2 separate regions of the Homo sapiens genome follow, and region 2 is linked to region 1. Evidence: read pairs that join two places in POLR2A ChIA-PET (ENCODE). Cell type or tissue: HepG2. All regions are shown on one strand. Each heading gives the region's core, and the rest is flanking DNA. Links, peaks and the distances in the headings are about the cores only. Region 1 overlaps TRIM8 (tripartite motif containing 8). Region 2 overlaps SUFU (SUFU negative regulator of hedgehog signaling).

Region 1 (6,207 bases), core at 1-2,500:
CCCTCGCAGGAGTACTCACACCCGCTCCCGCCCACACCCTCCGTCCCCCAGTCCCTTCCCAGCCTGGCGGTCAGAGACTGGCTTGACGCCTCCCAGCAGCCCGGCCACCAGGATTTCTACAGGGTGTATGGGCAGCCGTCCACCAAACACTACGTGACGAGCTAACGCCACGCAGGCGGCGGGGCGCTGGGGAATCTTCCTCCCCAGCCCCCGGGCTCGGGAGTTATGCATCCAGAGACCTGCCCTTCTACCTTCCTCGCCTCCCCTCTTCCTCATTCCATTGCCCCAGGTCTTTTCCTTTTGGATTTTGTTTTGGTTTTGGCTTTGTTTTTGATTTTTTTTTATTATGAATCTCCTGGACGCAGAGGTGACAGTGGGAGCTGGCCTGGGCCAGGACGGCAGGTGGCCCTGGAGATGGGAAAGTGTCTGTGTCGAGGCGCTGAGCTCTCTCTCTGTTTCTCCTTTTTTCCTCTACTCCTTCCCCTTCACACCCCCGTGGCTGGAAGGAACCTCGGCTTCCCTGAAAGCTTGGGGGTCCCACCCTTCTTACCCCACCCGGGAGGAACGCCCAGGGCCCCGGGCTTGTTTCTCCTCTTGTTTTCCTTTTGGGCAGTTTGATCACTGATCGAGTAAGGAATGACCTTTAGATTGTGCGACTTTTGTTTTTGTTTTTTTAAATTTTTTTAAACCAAGAATGATTTCTCCTGCTTCCTTCTCCTCACCATCTTCCCAGACGGAGTTCAAAGGCCACTTCTCAAGCAGCTTTTGGCACCTTCAGCCTCAGAGTGGAATCTTTTAAAGACAGGACCCCTATGTCCAGGAAAGGGGAAAAGGAACTTTGCCAATGATAGTGACCACAGCAAAAGCAAATAATAATAATATTAATAATAATAAAGAGAAATAAAATAATAAAATAAAAAACAATAGCACAGCCCTTGTTGAGGTCAGCAGGGAGGAGGGGCTGCCCGGAGTTGGGTCCTTGCCTGGATTTTGACACAGCAACTTCCTGTAGTGAGCACTTTGTATGAATCGTGGACTTCCTGTTCTCAAGGCGCAGGTATTTATTCTGTATCTGTCTAGAGCACACACCAAAATCCAACCTTCTAATAAACATGATGGCGCAGTCCCACTCCCTGCCTCGCCTGTTCCCCTATCCCCCCCAGGCCTGGGATCTTCAGGCGTCGGTGTGGGGAGGGGCCCCTGCCCTCCTTGCCTTGATTTTGCTCCCCTGGGTCCAGCTGGTTCCAGGCCTGTGAATGTCAGTTCGTCGGGCACTGACTCCGTCTGCTCTTGGCCTTGGGTTCATTTGACAAATATTTGCCCAGGGCCTCCCAGGCCCAGCCCCATGCCACCTGGGCCCCGGCATCTCTTTGAGGTTCTGCCAATGTGCTCTTAGCTGAGGACGAAGGAGGAACACCTTTCTATGAGTCTTGCAAAGTTTACCTCCTTCAGGCCACAAATATTTGAGTGCACACTACGTGCCAGGCACTGTGCAGGGCTGCAGGCATAGAGACAGAATGTAATCTAGCTGGGCCTTGGACCCCATAGGGAGAGGGGACCACTCAGGTCCATACTTCCTTTGGACTTGGGGCTTTGGCCTTGGGAGGGGTGGAGGTGGGGTGGCAAGATGAAAAAGACATCCTGCCCCCATCCACTTCGGCAGAGCTTCTCAAAGTCTCAAGCATGTCTTGGGAGCTTGTTAAAAGGGCCGATTCCTTGCTGTGGCTCACGCCTGTAATCCTGACATTTTGGGAGGCCAAGGCAAATTGCCTGAGCTCAGGGGTTTGAGACCAGCCTGGGCAACATGTCGGAACCCTGTTTCTACAAAAAATACAAGAATTAGTTGGGCGTGGTGGGGCACACCACACCTGTGGTCCCAGCTACTCTGGGACTGAGGTGGGAGAACTGCTTGAGCCTGGGAGGCAGAGGTTGCAGTAGGTCTAGATCAAGTCACTGCACTCCAGCCTGTGCAACAAAACAACAGAGCAAGACCCTGTCTCAAAAAAAAAAAAAAAAAAAGGGTAAGGGTGCTGATTCCTGAGGCCTAGCTTAGACTCATCGGGAATCTCTGAGAGCCCAGGAATTTGCATTTTTAACTCTATTCTCCCATATCCTGGGTTTAGAGAAGTGCTGCCATTGTGGTGGTCAGGGTCCTCCCTGCTGCTTGTCACAGAGGCCACTGCGGGGAGAGGAAGCTGGGACACCCCCAAGGCCCTTCTCTGGAGAGGGGCCTCACCTTCAAAAAGGCTCCGGTTGTTGCCTGATGCTCTGCACAGAGCTGTAAGTCCGCAGCCCATGCACTTCTGTAATCTGCTGGGTGCCTAGTTATCTTTCTTCTTGTTTGGGCAGAATCCGGGCCTGAATGCCACCCACCCCAGGAAGCCCAGGACAAGGCAGACAGCCTTGTAAAGTCCCATTCCTGCCAGGCGCGGTGGCTCATGCCTGTAATCCCAGCACTTTGGGAGGCTGAGATGGGCGGATCACCTGAGGTCGGGAGTTCGAGACCAGCCTGGTCAACGTGGTGAAATTTCATCTCTATTAAAAATACAAAAATTAGCCGGCATGGTGGTGGGCGCCTGTAGTCCCAGCTACTCAGGAGGCTGAGGCAGGAGAATCGCTTGAACCTGGGAGGCAGAGGTTGCAGTGAGCCGAGATCGTGCCACTGCACTGCAGCCTGGGTGACAGAGCCAGACTCCATCTCAAAAAAAAAAAAAAAAAGTCCCATGCCAGTGGTCCAAGCCTCACTGACCCCTAGCCACCCCTCCCCTCAGAAAAATAAAGGCTTGCCGAGCACGTTGGCTCATGCCTGGAATCCCAGCAGTTTGAAGGTGGATGGATCACTTGAGTTCAGGAGTTCAAAACCAGCCTGGGCCACATGGTGAAACCCCATCTCTACTAAAACGAAAAATTAGCCAGGCGTGGTGCCACGGGCCTGTGGTCCTAGCTACTCTGGAGGCTGAAGTGGGAGGATTGCTTGATTGAGGCTGGGAGGTGGAGGTTGCAGTGAGCTGAGATCTTGCCACTGCACTCCAACCTGGGCAACAGAGCAAGATCCTGTCTCAAAGAAAAAAAAGAAAAATAAAGACTTTGGGGCTGGCCAGACCAAACCATAGCCTTGGTCTTGCTAACTGCCTCCGCCTTCCTGCCCTGAGGGAGTAGAGGATGACTCGGGTGGGGTGGTGGACCCTTGCTTCATTGTTCCCCTCCCCAGTGTGGCAGGGAGCCAGGAGCAGTATGACAACAGCTGGCCTACCCCTTCCCTCCCCGTGCACCTGTTTGGGGCTAAAGGGAGTGGGGAAATGACTGGAGCACAGTGCCCCTCCAGCCCAGGGTGCAGGATGCCTGGGGGCAGGTGCCGGTGGACAGTCACTTCACTCCACTCAAATCTGCTTCTGTCTCACTGTCCCTTTCTCCAGTTCTCAGGAGCCCTGAGACATCCCCCGTGCCAAGAGTTGGGAGCCAAGATAAAAAGCTGCCTAATTTCTTTCCCACTTGGCCTAGTTTTGTTTTGGCTGAGGGGAGAGGCCCTTTCCCCAGGTGCGTCAATCCACTGAGATGTGGAGGGGACATTCTGGTGGGAATGGGATGGGCTTGAGCCCCTCCATGTCCCAGCTTTGAAGCCCACTCCAGACAATGACACGCTCAGGCACACATCTATAGGTGAAGCAGCAGCTGCCCAGAGTTGGCTTGGGGGGGGTTCCCTAGGCAGCCAGGGAAGCAGGGAGACGCTAACCCACCCAGCTGTCCCCAGCCACCCAGCTGTCCCTGGCTTTGTAGGAGCAGCTGTCACCCAGCTCCCAAAAGGGTCGGGGCAGAGGAGGCCCAGAAAGAGCTGGGGCTGCCCCAGGGAACAGGCTTATTCAGAAGTCATCGGAGGGGCCTTCTCTGCCCTGAACTGGTGGCCCCTTGGAGGGCTGGCTGCAGCCACAGGTGCCCCAGTGCCCAGCCCTCCCCTCCTGCCTTCCCCCAAAGGCCATCACGCCTCCCCTTTCCGGGAAGGGTTGGGGATCTGACCACGTCTCCCTACCCCACAGACTGGGGCCGACAGCTCCTGTGGCCCAGATGTGCTGAGCCCGCAGCGAGGCCACCGCGAGGGAGTGGGTGGGGGTGGTTTCCTCTGCTGCCTGCCGGCCCCAGCTCTTTCATGTTGCCGCCCTCCCCATCCCAGCCCGGAGCCAAGCAGCTGGGCCGCTCCTGCCCCCTCCCTCGGCCTCGCTCCCAGCTGTCTTTGGGGTGGGGCAGGGCAGCTGGGGAACAGCTGCAAGGCAGGAGCCTGGGGGGTGATGGGTGCCCCCTGCAACTGCCGGAAACGGTCTTTGGGCCAAGAAGGGAGTCTGAAGGGTGGGGGTGGAGAGGGCGAGGCCTAGGGGATGATCGGCTCCACCCCTTCTCCCAGCGCATCTGGCCAGGAGACCCCAGCTCAAAGCCCCCTCCAGCTTCAAAGGGCACCCTGGGGTGGGAGGCAGGAGACGAGGGTGGATGCCCTGACCCACTGAGTCCGCACCCCAGGGCCCCTCTCTCCAAGCTGTGACCTCACCTCAGGGTTCTTAACAGGCCTTGCTAACACTCTCCCACTCAGATCCTGTCATTGTCACCATGGCCTTCCTAAGACACCCTCATCTTCTCCCATCCGAGGGTGGGGGAGAACCAATTCGATTCGCAACTTCAGGACCCAGGACCCATCTAGCCGCCTGGGGGATTCCCTACCCCACCTCTGCAGCCTGTAAATTCTGGGGGAGGAGGCCCTGGAGGGAGGATCAGAGGCATGTCCTTCCCCAACCTCCCACTCTGGCCTACTAAGAAATGGGAGCAGGGCTGACCCTATGAAAGTGTGGGAGGTGAAGGAGCTGGAGTCGTGATTCCTGGGTATCCCCAGACAGACATCACCACACTACAGCCCCTCTTCTAAGGTGATCCCAGCACTTTGGGAGGCTGAAGCAGGAGGATCCCTTGATGAGACCAGCATGGGCAGTATAAGGAGATCCTGTCTCTATAAAAAATTAAAATATTAGGCTGGGCGCGGTGGCTCATGCCTGTAATCCCAACACTTTGGGAGGCCAAGGCAAGCAGATCACTTGAGGTCAGGAGTTCGAGACCAGCCTGGCCAACATGGTGAAAGCCCAACTCTACTAAAAATAAAAAAAATTATCTGGGCCGGGCACGGTTGTTCACACCTGTAATCCCAGCACTTTGGGAGGCTGAGGCAGGCGGATTACGAGGTCAGGAGATGGAGACCATCTTGGCCAACATGGTGAAACCCTGTCTCTACTAAAATACAAAAACTTAGCTGGGCGTGAAGGCACATGCCTGTAATTCCAGCTACTTGGAAGGCTGAGGCAGGGGAATCGCTTGAAACTGGGAGGCGGAGGTTGCACTGAGCAGAGATCGTGCCACTGCATTCCAGCCTCGGGACAGAGCAAGACTTCCTCTCAAAAAAAAAAAATTATCTGGGTGTGGTGGTGGGCACCTGCAATCACAGCTACTGGGGAGCCTGAGGCAGGAGAATCGCTTGAACAGGGGAGGCGGAGGTTGCAGTGAGCCGAGATGGCGCCATTGCACTCCAACTGGGGTGACAGCGCGAGACTCCATATCAAAAAAAAAAAAAAAAAAAAAAGGCCGGCACGGTGGCTCACGCCTGTAATCCCAGCACTTTGGGAGGCTGAGGCGGGAGGATCATGAGGTCAGGAGATCGAGACTATCCTAGCTAACACAGTGAAACCCCGTCTCTACTAAAAATACAAATAATTAGCTGGGCGTGGTGGCCTGCACTTGTAGTCCTGGCTACTCGGGAGGCAGAGGCAGGAGAATGGTGTGAACCCAGGAGGCAGAGCTTGCAGTGAGCCGAGATCGTGTCACTGCACTCCAGCCTGGGCCACAGAGCAAGACTCTGTCTCAAAAACAAAACAAAACAAAACAAAAACCCACAAAAAATTAAAAATTTAACCTGACGTGCTGGCATGTGTGGTCTCAGCTACTCAGGAGGCTGAGGCAAGAGGATCACTTGAGTGCTGGAGGATCCCTTGAGCCTGGGAGGTCAAGGCTGCAGTGAGCTGTGATTGCACCACTGAACTCCAGCCTGGACGACAGAGCGAGACCCTGTCTCAAGTAAATAAAATAAAATAAAATAAATAAAATAAAATAAATAAAATAAAATAAAATAAAATAAATAAAATAAAAAATAAAATAAAATAAAATAAAATAAAATAA
Region 2 (6,320 bases), core at 2,018-4,517, 100 kb before region 1:
CCCGAGTAGCTGCGACTACAGGTGCCCGCCACCACGCCTGGCTAATTTTTTGTATATTTTAGTAGAGACGGGGTTTCACCTTGTTAGCCAGGACGGTCTCGATCTCCTGACCTCGTGATCCACCCGCCTCAGCCTCCCAAAGTGTTGGGATTACAGGCGTGAGCCACTGTGCCCGACCTTATTATGTACCTTCTTATGTGTTGCAGTGTGAGGTATGTAACATCAACTATGTAGCATTTTCCCAAAAATGTTTAACCTGAATCAAGTTATAAGCAGACAAATACAGATTGTGAGACACTTTACAAGACAAATGCCTATATTCTTCAAAAATGTCAATGCTCTAATCCCAGCAGTTTGAGAGGCTGAAGCAGGAGGATCACTTGAGCTCAGGAGTTTGAGACCAGCCTGGGCAATGAAGCAAGACCCTGTAAATTAAAGATTAGCCAGGTGTGGTGGCATGCCTATAGTCCCAGCTACTTGGGAGGCTGAGGTAGGAGGACCATTTGAGCCCAAGAGGTTGAGGCTGCAGTGAGCCATGATTGTGCCACCACATTCCAGGCTGGGCGACACAGTGAGACCCCACCTAAAAAAAAAATACACACACACACACACGCACCCCAGTGCTATGAAAGACATAAAAAGGCAAGGGGCAGGGACTGTTCTACATTAAAGGAAACATGGCAGTTTAAATGCATTGTTGATCCTTGATTAGATCCTGAATTGAAAAAAAAGGGTCATTTTTTAAGGACAATTGGAAAAATGTGAATTTACACTGTGTATTAGTTAATAGTACTGTATGTGAAATTCCCTGGATGTGATTATGGTATTATGGTTATACAGGATAATGTCCCTGTTGCTAGAGATAAAGGCTAAAGTATTAACGGATAAAAGGACCTGATGTCTTTAACTTAATTGTCAAATGACTCAAATGATTTAACTTAATTGTCAAAAAATAAAACATCTGTGTATGAAGAGAAGCTAAAGCAAATGAGGCGAAATGTTAACAACTTGTGAAGCTGGGTGAATGGTATTTGGTTATTCATTGTATCATTCTTTTAACTTTTCTGTAGGATTGGAAATTTTCAAAATAAAATAAAAGTTGTGGCTGTTTGTTGAGTATACATTGACTAATATGTGCTCTGAGGCCCTTTCTGTACCTGATGGCCCCACTTATGGTCGTTATAATGTGCCTGCTGTAGTTTGTGTCTGCAGATCACTTTAGGGACGTCAGAACGGGACAGGGTGACTACACTCCTAAAAGTGTAATACTTGACTTTCTATTTTCCAGATTTCTTGTGATATGATTGTATTATTTAAATAACAGGTAAAACAAATCTACTTTAAATTTTTTTTAGAACATGGTAGGAAATAATAGTAAATTGTTTAAATAATGGGAAAATGATAAAGAAAAGTAAATGGTAACTGATTTAAGATAGGAGACCATGGCTATGGGCCTAAATGGTGATGGGAATGACTAACATTTAGACTTGTGCTCTGTGTGCCATTGAATATGTGAGGTTAGGGACTGTGATATACCAGCTTTTCAGTTGCAGCAAGCAAGACAACACAGGTTGAGCTGCATGTTCAAGATCACACATCTAGTGGGTACAAAGGCAAATTTTTTTTTTTTTTTTTGAGATGGAGTCTCGCTCTATTGCCCAGGCTGGAGTGCAGTGGTGTGATCTTGGCTCACTGCAAGCTCCGCCTCCCAGATTCACGCCATTCTCCTGCCTCAGCCTCCCAAGTAGCTGGGACTACAGGCGCCCGCCACCGCGCCCAGCTAATTTTTTGCGTTTTTAGTAGAGATGGGGCTTCACTGTGTTAGCTAGAATGGTCTCCATCTCCTGACCTCGTGATCCGCCCGCCTCAGCCTCCCAAAGTGCTGGGATTACAGGCGTGAGCCACCGCGCCCGGCCACAAAGGCAAATTTTAACCCAGACAGTGTAGCTCTGAATGGCAGCTCTTGGCCAGACACGGTGGCTCATGTCTGTAATTCTAGCACTTCAGGAGGCCAAGGTGGGAGGTTGGCCTAAGCCCAGGAGTTCAGGACCAGCGTAGGCAACATAAGGATATTCTGTCTCTACAAAAATTTTAAAAATTAGCCATTGTGGTGACGCGTGCTTGTGGTCCCAGCTACTCAGGAGGCTGAGGTGGGAGGATTACGCATAAGCCTGGAAGGTACAGGCAGCAGTGAATGGTGATTGCACCATTGCACTCCAGCCTGAATGACAGAGTGAAACCCTGTCTCAAAAAACAAAAACAAAAACAAAAACAGGTCAGGCGCAGTGGCTCATGCCTGTAATCCCAGCACTCTGGGAGGCCGAGGTGGTTGGATCACCTGAGGTCAGGAGTTCGAGACCAGCCTGGCCAGCATGGTGAAACCTCGTCTCTACTAAACATAGAAAATTTAGCTGGGCATGGTGGTGGACACCTGTAATCCCAGCTACACGGGAGGCTGAGGCAGGAGAATCACTTGAACCTGGGAGGCAGAGGTTGTAGTGAGCTGAGATCACGCCATTGCACTCCAGCTTGGGCAACAAGAGCAAAACTCTGTCTCAAAACAAAACAAAGCAAAAAAAAGTACACATAACTGTACAGCTTGATGAGTTTTCACAAACCACATACACCCATGTAACCAGCACCTAAATTGAGAAACAGACCAGTTCTCTAGAAACCTCCCTTACGTCTCCTTTTAGTCAATACTCTTACCGTCTCCTGACTTCCAACATCATTCTTTTCTTTTGTTTGATTTCACTGCATAGTTAGATCCTTAGCACTGTGTGTCTGAACTCATTGCTAATAGCTTAAGTAGCTCCGCATCCCCACTCCTCTTGCCTGAACTGTTCTCCATCTGCCTGTGACTGCCAGATCAAGGCAGCAGCATGGTGTGGTGGTTTAAGAGTGTGGCCTCCTGACCCAGATAGCCTGCATTCATATTGGCTCTGCCAGTTACTGCCTTCTTGGGCAACATGTACATCCATTTGCTCAGCTATAAAGCAGGGATAATAGTAACCGCATGAAGTTATCGAGAGGTGAATTAATACCTGTAAAACACTTAGAATGTGCCTGGTACGCAGTAAGTACTATGTTTTACCTGCAATCATTATCATTATTCAGTCTTTAAAAACTTTATATGGATTGGCCGGGCGCAGTGGCTCATGCCTGTAATCCCAGTACTCTGGGAGGCCGAGGCGGGCGAATCACAAGGTCAGGAGATCAAGACCATCCTGGCTAACACAGTGAAACCCCGTCTCTACTAAAAATAAAAAAAATTAGCCGGACGTGGTGGTGGGCGCCTGTGGTCCCAGCTACTTGGGAGGCTGAGGCAGGAGAATGGCATGAACCCAAGAGATGGAGCTTGCAGTGAGCTGAGACTGCGCCACTGCACTCCAGCCTGGGCGTCAGAGTGAGACTCCGTCTCACAAAAAAAAAAAAAAAAAAAAACTTTATATGGATCAAGATGGACACCTTGGTCTTTTTTTTTTTTTTTTCCTCAATGACAGACCCTACTTAACAGCAAAACTGTATTAGGAAATGTCTTGCTCGTCCCTGAATCAGATATGCAGCCTCAGCTGACATGATGACATTTGGAGGCATTATCTTACTCACACGGAAAATCAGTAATATTGATACAAATAAAATTACCTCGTTTTGTACATCATATTATATAGCTGAAAACATTCAGTTCAGGTGTGGCTCCTTGGTTTTTTGTAGTTGATTTATGTAGTTGCCTGTGAAGTCTTAGGCAAATCAAACCCTATTCTAAGTCCGGTAGAGCCTATGCAGTTTAGTGGGACCTTGTAGTAAATCCTTTAATAAGGTGAAGAATCTTTCTATAGTGTAAGTAATTGCCCCTTATTGTAAATATTTTGTAAGATTGGGTGTAGGTCTATCAGGTTTTCTCAGAGCAGATCACTCAGCTGCTGCTGCAGAGCACCTCCTTTGTGACTTGTAGGCATTACTCTACCCCTGTGTGGTTACACGCTACAAGAGTTACATGCATATGTACTGTACAGAACGTGTGTCATTTATGTTTGATGTGTACACAGATATACCTGCCTACGTACATAGTGTTGTAATTCTGTTTGATGGTCTTGCCTCACTTGTGCTGTCCACCTTAAACTTAGTGAGTTTATGGGGAGCACTCCACCCACCCATTTGCACGTGAGAACATGCTCAGCAGTGTAATCAAGCAAGTGAACTGTTTAGACCTGCTTTTCCAGATCTAAGTGACATCCGCAGTCCTACAACCCAGCCTTGGAAATAGCATCAAGGCAGTGGGAGGCGAATGAAAGGGGAACGATGAGGCTCCGGTGGGTGTGGGGGCGGGGGCGGAGATGCCCACAGCCAGCCATGGAGCTGTATGAGGCAGCCTTGGAAGCCTGCTCTGAAGCATGACTCAGATGGCTTCTATAACAGCCCTGACCTGCTGGCAGACAGCTACCCTCTGGGAGGTTTGCGCAGAGGTGGAAGCTGAGCTGGAGAGAAAAGGAAGTAGAAATGGGAGAGATCTGAGAATGAAGAGCATCCAGAGGCAGTGAAGGCTTCCAGATATGGCTAGATATAGACAGATTAGGGTGATTTAGTTAGGATTCTTCTAGTTATAAGAAAATGGGCCAGGCATGGTGCCTCAGGCCTGTAATCCCAGCACTTTGGGAGGCCGAGGCATGTGGATCACCTGAGGTCAGGAGTTTGAGACTAGCCTGACCAACATGGAGAAACCGTGTCTCTACTAAAAACTCAAAAATTAGCCGGGAGTGCTGGCACGTGCCTGTAATCCCAGCTACTCAGGAGGCTGAGGCAGGAGAATCGCTTGAACCCGGGAGGCGGAGATTGCAGTGAGCCCAGATCGTGCCACTGCACTTCAGCCTGGATGACAGAGTGAGACTCAAAAAAAAAAAAAAGGAAGGGAGGGAGGAAGGAAGGGAAGAAGGAAGGGAGGAAGGAAGGAAGGAAGATGGGTGGGGCACAGTGGCTCATTACTTGTAATCCCAGCACTTTGGGAGCCCGAGACAGGCAGATCACTTCAGGTTAGGAGTTCGAAACCAGCCTGGCCAACATGGTGAAACCCTGTCTCTACTAAAAATACAAAAAATTAGCTGGATGGTGGTGCACATCTGTAATCACAGCTACTCAGGAGGCTGAGGCAGGAGAATGGAGAATCACTTTGAACCTGGGAGGCGGAGGTTGCACTACTGCACTCCAGTCTGAGCAATAGAGCGAGACTCCCTCTCAAAAAAAAAGAAATTAGCTTGATGTGGTGGTATGCACTTGTGGTCTCAGCTACTTGGGAGGCTGAGTTTGAGCCCAGGAGGTCAAGGCTACAGTTAGCTGTGATCATGCCACTGCACTCAGCCTGGGTGATAGAGCAAGACCCTGCCTCTAAAAAAAAAAAAAAAGAAAAAGAAAATGGCAGAAACCCAACTGAAACTACCTTAAACAATAACAGGGCCAGGCGTGGTGGCTCACATCTGTAATCCCAATACTTTGGGAGGCTGAGGCAGTGAGGCGGGCAGATTGCTTGAGCCCAGGAGTTTGAGACCAGCCTGGGCAACATGGTGAAACCCCACAGGGGTAGAGTGAAAAGATTGAAAAAATTAGCTAGGCATGGTGGCATGCATCTGTAGTCCCAGCTATTCAGGAGGCTGAGGTAGGAGGATTACTTGAGCCAGGGAGGTCGAGGCTGCCTTGAGCCAGGGAGGTCGAGGCTGCAGTGAGCCATGATCACACAACTGGACACTCCACCCTGGACAGCAGAGCAAGACCCTGTCTCAAAAACAAAAAACAAAGAAAAACAATAACAGACTTCATTGGCTCAGGTGACTGGGACAACAAGGGTTTCAGGTGTGGCTTGATCTGTATGTTCAAATGGGGTCCTCTGGGCTATGACTATAGCTATGACTCTCTGTATGTTGATCTTGTTCTGCAGACTCTCCCCATGTGCCACCACTGGGGAGATGAGCACCATCATTCCTAGTTTCAGTTTCTCTCAGTTTGTAGTCCCAGCAGGCACAGGGCTTTGTGCTTTTAACTTCGGTGTTTTGTTTGTTTTTTACTGATTTTTTTTTTTTTGAGACGGAGTCTTGTTCTGTTGCCCAAGCTGGAGTGCAGTGACACAATTCCAGCTCACTGCACCTCCGCCTCCTGAGTTCAAGCAGTTCTCCTTCCTCAGCCTCCCGAGTAGCTGGGACCATAGGCATGCACCAACATGCCTGGCTAACTTTTGTATTTTTAGTAGAGATACAGGGTTTCACCATGTTGGCCAGGCTGGTCTCGAACTCCTGACTTCAGGTGATCCACCCGCCATGGCCTCCCAAAGT

What was found. Peaks named below come from ENCODE experiments on the same cell type or tissue, not always from the same donor. Only the 100,000 strongest peaks of a DNase experiment are listed, where the experiment ranks them.
Region 2: POLR2A ChIA-PET joins it to region 1 with 6 read pairs; 5 of 35 experiments call an interaction of 5 or more read pairs at or near these places.

The regions. Positions count from the first base shown.
Region 1 is chr10:102,657,190-102,663,396 of GRCh38, forward strand. It overlaps TRIM8 (tripartite motif containing 8), which reads left to right. Exons shown (of 6, transcript NM_030912.3): 6 at 1-1,129. The coding sequence ends at 165. Among named protein-coding and RNA genes, the nearest start is that of TRIM8, 16 kb to the left of the region's middle. RefSeq lists a silencer at 4,079-4,138. In HepG2, for the core only: no CTCF peak of the experiment used is centred there; a DNase peak (open chromatin) is centred at 1,329.
Region 2 is chr10:102,551,847-102,558,166 of GRCh38, forward strand. All of the region lies in intron 3 of SUFU (SUFU negative regulator of hedgehog signaling), which reads left to right. Among named protein-coding and RNA genes, the nearest start is that of SUFU, 51 kb to the left of the region's middle. In HepG2, for the core only: no CTCF peak of the experiment used is centred there; no DNase peak of the experiment used is centred there.